Linked DNA regions of Homo sapiens: region 1 is linked to region 2. A link is a contact called in ENCODE Hi-C data. All regions are on one chromosome and are shown on one strand. Each heading gives the region's core, a stretch centred on a gene start or an enhancer-like site at or near the end of the contact. The rest is flanking DNA. Distances are from core to core; before and after follow the strand shown.

Evidence for each region. Hi-C counts contacts between places; a loop is a spot of excess contacts on that map. Pooled maps may share reads with other maps.
Region 1: a pooled map shows a loop between it and region 2 (3-fold over the local background). The contact joins the promoter of LINC02923 here to the promoter of SDC1 in region 2. A Hi-C loop is called at or near these places in 2 of 37 single-sample maps with no recorded cell type and 2 of 50 pooled maps.

Annotation. Positions count from the first base shown.
Region 1 is chr2:23,386,015-23,389,597 of GRCh38, forward strand. It overlaps LINC02923 (long intergenic non-protein coding RNA 2923), which reads right to left and starts at 1,304. Exons shown (of 6, transcript NR_187213.1): 1 at 1-1,304. All of the region lies in intron 1 of KLHL29 (kelch like family member 29), which reads left to right. RefSeq lists silencers at 1-281, 522-641, 662-831, 1,002-1,051.
Region 2 is chr2:20,223,474-20,226,649 of GRCh38, forward strand. SDC1 (syndecan 1) reads right to left here and starts at 1,657. Exons shown (of 5, transcript NM_002997.5): 1 at 1,329-1,657. The coding sequence starts at 1,394. RefSeq lists silencers at 24-223, 634-1,093, 1,114-1,173, 1,214-1,633, 1,694-2,073 and enhancers at 1,625-2,304, 2,305-2,984.

The DNA of each region.
Region 1 (3,583 bases), core at 54-2,553, 3.2 Mb after region 2:
CTTCCTGCCCCCGGGTGTGTATGCACCGGGGCTGCCTGGGGCCACTGTCACGGTGTTCGGAGGTGCTGGAGGCTTGTGTGACCCCTGGCCGGAGCAGCCCCCCTGCTGGGCCCGGCGGCGCGCGCCCCTCTCCAGGCCACGTTCCCCTGAGCGGCCCAGGGCCCCGGCCGGGCAGGAGACCTGGAGGCGACGGAGGGCTGGCCCCCAGGGGCGGCCGCGCGCACTGTCCTTTGGGGAGGTGCGCGCCTCTGTGCAGCGAGAAGCCAGGTTGGGGTTTTCTGCCCCTCGCGTCCTCTGATCTCGCATTTGGGGACTGGGTCTCTTTACTCAATCCCAAGTAACTTTCGAGGTAGATGAGCTCGAAAACCGTCGGGAGGGAACCCGCACAGACCTTATTGTGACCCACCCCACCCCGACACACACACGCACACTTCCCTTGACACCTTGTGGGTGCCAGCGTGTTGTGGGGGGACGCGGAAAGGAGAGCTCACGGGGACGGCGAAGCGGCCAGGAGGTGGTGTCGTTGGGGAGGGGTTGTTGATGTGTGGGACAGGGTGGACCTGGAGATGTGTAGTGTGGGAGTGTGAACGCGCGCCCCGATGGCCTCGGGGGGCCGGGGGAGCCCAGGGCTCGCGTCCCGGTCTCCGTGGCCTGGAGCGGGCTGAGAGCGCTAGGGTTATCTGCGGTCGCCGCGCGGGTGCCCGCGCTGGGCAGCGTCGGCCCCGGGCCCCAAGGGAGGGACGTGCTCGCCTGGGGCCGGAGCGCGGGGCTGGGAGCCGGGGTAGGTCGGAGGTGGCTCTTAGGGCAGGTCGCCTCTGCGTTGCCTGGGGAAGGCGGGGACGCGCTGCCTGCCTGCGGCCAGCCGTCTCGGAGGAGGGGGTGGCGGCCACGCGCGAGTCTCGGATGCCTGGGTCCACCCGCTGAGAAGCCAGTTGTCGTCCCTGGGCTGTGGAACCAAGCGGCAGACGCGGTCCGTTGGCGGGCCCTCGCGCGGGCCCCCAGAGATGCTGATGGGTAAGGAGCTGCCGCCGCCGCCGCTGCCATCCCCGCCGCTCTGCAAACGTTCTCCTCCCTCCCTCCCGTGCTTGCGCCGCGGCGCGCCCCGGGCGAATCGTGGACGCAGGTATTTATGTAGCATTAGGCGAGACCTCGGCGCTGGAGGGACCAGACCGTGGAGGACGCCGAGCTGCTGCTGCCTGCGAAACTTCCACTTCGGCAGCTCAGCGGCATCCCGGCCCGCTGCTGCAGGTTCCAGCCTCTCTCCAGTCCAGCAACGCTGGGATTCGGACTCCTCTTGCAATGACAGATCTGTCCTGGTTACGGCTGTATTTATACTAGTTTCAGTCTCTTTAAAGTCATCTGTCTAGTCACTACAGAGTTTCTTCCTCGCCGTGTGGTCTTATCACTAACTCAGCCCTGGGAGGGCAGATTTGAGGAATTGCTTCATTTTCAGATGAATGACAGCAGACTTGTCCCACCTCATTCCTGATTTATTATTATTATTATTATTATTATTATTATTATTATTATTATGGAAAGAAGGTATAGAGCTTTTTAATTTTTTTGTGAGGGAGGAGAATGAACAATTTTATAGATTGTTCTTTCCGACACTTAGAGAAAACATGTCCAGTAAGCACTAGTGAATACTTTAAAGGCTGGTTGGCATGCGTGTATTTGATTAGTCCATAATCTAGGTGTTTATACAGGTATGGAGCTGTGTGCTACTGATGAATAGTCTCCGTCCCATACATTGTGCTGGAGTGCACTTGATTTATCACCCTGCTATAAATCAGGGAATTACTAGCACATGTGCCTTTTAAACTCTATATGAATTTAATGGCATTTAAATTGGTTTATGGGCTGATGCATCTAACCAATTTTAATAACTTTTCTGCACAAACATCTTATAAACCATATTTGCCTGTGATTAAGAAAAACATTTTCTTCTCCTCGGTCTCTCGGTTATGGAAATTTATAGGTCTCCAACTTTCATTTGCAAGCAGCAATCCAAACGAAATACCTAGAGTTTTACTGAAATAAAATATCCTATGGTAGCCATGGTAACAAATAGATTAAGGGTTATTGGTTTTCATCTGAATGTGATGGGGGGTGGGGATCTAGTGTTGTGTCTTTTTAATTATGTTTCTAATGAGTGGTGGTCATACTTCAAGTACTCAGTGTGGGAGACAAGCAAGACTGAGAATTCAGGTTTGTGGGAGGTTTATTGAAACAAAGACTAGTAGAGCCCAGGAGAATGACTTTTGCTAACTGCAGCTCCTCATATCTAGGAACAAAATGGATAAAAACCTTTTTTTTGTTTTTCCAGTAGATGAGCATTGAGTCAGTCACTTTAAGACCGGAAAATGCATTTTGCTTATAAACTATTACCAAAGGAACCTCTAAATCCAGCCTGTTTTCTAGGAATAAACATGTTGGAAGTGTGGCGGTTGGTGTGGATTGAGTGTCACCGTTGTTATCAACACCTGTCAGTTTAAGTGAGGCACATCATTAGTCTATTCAAATCTTGCCTATTTCAGTATTCATGCATTTCCATGGTGATCCATTCATTTTTATTTAGTCAACCTTATAAATCTTTGGCATCAATTTTAGTTGTGCCATCTTTTTCCTTCTTTTATCAATTGATTTGGCTACAAACCATTCCTAGTTTAAAGTATCTCCTTCTTTTTTCCTGCTAGTTTCTAAAAGCCTACACTATTCCCAGCTACATACAGATATAAAGGAGTTAATTTTTTTTCATCAACTCAAATGGCACCCCTAATACTAATGTCATTTTTTGGCATCTCATTTGATATGTATGTGTACATGGGTTTTTTTTTTCTTTCTTTCAGCAGGCTTACTGTAAAGCTTTCTCACTTTTTGGCTGGGAGACATCAATTCAGTCCAGCAGAACTAACTAAAGTTTTTCCTTCCTTCCTCCTTTTTGCTTCCTTCCTTTTTTTCTTTCTTTCTTCTTCTTTTTTTTTTTTTTTTTTTTAAAATCCCAGTACTGTTATGGCTTAGGCATTCTTTGTGTCATCGGTTGTATCTGGCTTGGAGAGACTTCGAGACTATATTAGAGCAGGTCTGTCCTGGGGTCTTTTCTAGTAGTGGTCAAAGCCAGAAGTTTTCAGAACAGCAGAGGATTTTCCAAATACAATATATATTTAGTCACAGCATATAGTGCCCCTAGGATCATAGTAACATTGTAAGTCCACTGAACAGGCAGTTTTACTTAAATGCGAGTGATGATTTTGCTCACCCACTTTCAACTTAGCTTTCTAATGATGCAATCCCATGCTAATCACAACCCTGTATATTTCAGAAATATCAAGGCAAGCATTAGCACGCTACTGACTTATTAGGATCAGGCAAAGTAATTGGAACACTTAAGTTCAAAGTCAGATGAAGAAATGGAATTATAACCAACTTTGTGATTCTGTAATCAGTCAACTAAGTGCCTACTTGGGGATAGGAGGAGGAAGAAACATCATGAATAAGAAATCCAGCCTTTAGTTGTGCTGAATGAGGATAAACCAAGGCAGTTACTGTGTAAGAGGACTGGAGAACAAGAAATGTGTTAGTG
Region 2 (3,176 bases), core at 407-2,906:
GATGTAGTGGCGAGACACCGCCACTTCCGGAAGGGGAAGCGCCCCTGGCTCCGCACCTCCCCTCTGCATCCCTGGGGATGGCCGAGCCGGCCCGCAGGAGGGACCCCGGGACGCCAGCACCGGGCGCGGGGGCTGGGGAGGCGAACTCGGGCGGCAGACTCGGGCACCGGGCGGCCCGCGCTGACACCTGGCTGCGGCCCAGGTCCCAGCCCCCGTCAAGGCCGGCGTTACGGGGCTGTTCCCAGGAAAGGGTTACAGGGGCCGAGAACAAAGCGCCCCCATTGGGGAAGGCGGGCTAGCGGCCGGTGGCCGGGGCGGGAGAGCCACTTTCTGGGGACCCTCAGGCTGCTCTTTGTCGGCCACGTCCCTCTTTAGTGGAGCGTCAGCCCCGCTGAAGGTGGATGCTGCATCCCACCCAAAGGCCTCTTACAGCCCCGAGCTCCACATCTGCCCCTCTTTTCTCCCAGCTGCACTGGGCGGGCCAAGGGACCCGCCTTCCCTCCGCGCGGCTTCAGCACAAAGCCGAGCCGGGGAGCGGGAGGCCATTCCCGGGTCCCCTCGCGTGGAAGGCGCCTGCGCCTCGGCCGTGCCCGGCACGGGAACGCGCCCTCCGGGGCCAGCTCAACTTCAGCAGCCCAGAAGTTGGGCTCCTCCGGGTCTCCAGCGTTCCGAGGCCAACTTCCCGGAACCTCCCGCTGCCGGGCCGGCTCAGCTCACCTCGAGCCGCCCACGGCAAGCCCGAGGGCCCTGCAGACGCTCGCCCGCGCCCCCCACGCAGCCCTGGCCCGGCTCCCCGGGCCAACGCGGCCGCCTCCCGCTCCCGCGCCGGCCGCGCTGCGCCCAAACTTGCCCTGGCGCAAGGGGCGGGGCGCCCGGGCTCGGCGGCGCTGGGGCGCAAGCCCGCGGGTCTGGTTTGAATTAGGGTCTGCAGGGGGGGCGTTGTGGCCGCGGTCACTGCATCCCCCCGGGTCACCGACGGGGGCCCGGCCGCCGCGGTGGCCGGGGCGAGGAGGGTGGGAACGGGCGACCCCGGGCGCCGCTGTGGGCTGGCGGGCTCCGACAGATGTGGAGACGTTTTACATAATTGAGCGCGGGGCCCCGGCCCCCCACCCTCCCCAGCGCGGGACCGGTGCGGCACCCACCGACAGCGGAGGAAATTGGGGCTGGAGCCCTGGTCTCGGGGCTCACCGTCCCGGGACCCGCTGGGCTAGCGCGGGAAGAAGGGAAGTCTTCGCTCCCCCTCCCCCTCCACGTGCACCCGCCGGCATCCGCGGGTGACCAGTCCCGGCTTCCCGCCGCCTCCCCGCCTGGCCGCCGGCCGCACTCACCGGCAGGGCCGGCTGCAGGCTCAGCGCCAGCGCGCACAGCCAGAGCCAGAGCGCCGCGCGCCTCATGCTGCCCGGACCGGCGGCGGGAGAGCGGCAGGCTGCGCGGGTCGCGGCTGCGGGCCGGCTTCGCGGGTTCCGCTGCTCGATGCTCTCTTGGGCGCCTGCCCAGCGCGCCGCTGTCCCAGGCGAGGGCTGCAGGGTCCGCCGGCTGGAGTCCGCTCTCTACTGCCGGATTCCTCTCCGCTCGGCTCGGATTCGGCCCGCACCTCTCCCGCCGAGCTCCGCCTTATAATAAACCCACAGGCCCTTCCTTAGCCGTTGCAAAAACTGGCCCCCCACCCCCAGCTCCGCCAGGTCTCCCGGCCAGCCCCAGTCCACACCCCCCAGGACCCCGCCCCCCAGCCACCCCTCCCGGCCCCTTCGGAACGCCCCACCCCCGGCCCGCTCCTAAGGTTCTTGCCTGCTTGGCTCCCGCTCCTCCGGTGGCCGAACGTCGCTTTCGGGAGCTGTGGTCCCCGCAAGCCGCGGTTCCCGGCCTTTCAGCTCGGCTGCTCCCTGGGTGGTGGGGCCGAGGCGCACCCCCTTCTGCCCGGGCCCGGAGTGCGGAGGCGCAGCCCGGGAGAGGGGCTGAAGGGGGGCAGGCAGTCCTCGGGCGCGAGTGTGCAGCGCCCTCTGGGCGTGGACGCGGAGCGCGCTCCAGGTGCGCAGGACTCCTAGCTCTCTTGGGGAACGCTTTCTGGGGCAGGGCGGGGACCCGGGGGCGATGGGGCCTTCAACCGACGGGCAAACACACACAGACACACCCCGGCTGTCCTCCAGCTGCGATGCGGCTCGCTGCGCCCCGCCGGCCCAGATTCTCCCGTACGCTCGCGTTCTTCCTGCACTCCACAAAGTGCTGGAGACTTGGGGCCTTAGTTTAAACAGCTGCACCCGCACGGAAGGGCTGCAAGAAAAAGGGGGACGGGGGCGGAGTTCGCAGCGTTTTTCTGTGGAAGACAACGCCCTCTCTCTTCATCTGAGCTAAAAGGAAAAATAAGTAACTTCTTTGTTCCCCGGTGACCTCGGGCACGCGGATCTGAGGAGCACCGTGCAGTTGCTGCTCCTTCGAGATCCCCTGCGAGGCCCTGGGCCTCAGTTCAAAAAGCTGTGGAAGGCCTGCGGGTGTAGGGGAAACGGCCGAGAGAGCAAAGGGGAAGAACCGGACGGGCCCTGCCCACATCTGGCAGGCAGGAGAGATGGTGCCAAACGACCTTCGCACCTGGGCCCTGAGACCAAAGATGGCGTCGTCCTCCCCTGTCTTCCCTAGGCGGAAGGCAAGAACTTGGGTCGGCCTGAGCTGGGGACCAAGAAAATATCGGGAAGTGTCCAGTGTTCCTCTTTAAAAGAATTAAACCTTCCTGGGCCACGCAGGGACTGACCGTGGGACCCTGGACTCTCCTCCACCTTCCACCGTGGAGCAGGCTCTGGAGCCGAGCAGCCTCCTGCGTCCCCATCTCATCCCCCCACTCCTCCTCACAGCACTAAAAGATGATGGCCTGCTTGTACCCCTGCTCCTGAGCACCTGTTTGACCTCAAAGAGCTCTCGCTTTTGGGGTGTCCGTCTCCCCAAGTCTGTCTAGGGGGCAGGAAGACCTTCATCAGGGTTCTTGGGGGCCGATGTGGGCTCGCTGAGTGCCTGAGTGATGGATGGTCTCACAGCACGGCACCACGGAGGTCCAGCCGAGCTCGAGGAGTCCCTGTGGATTAAAAATGCCCTTTTCGAAGGTTCTACCTCTACCAGAGGGTGGCTCCACAGATCCCTTCAACCCAGTATGGTGGAAAAATAGGAATTTTGGAATCTTACCTTTC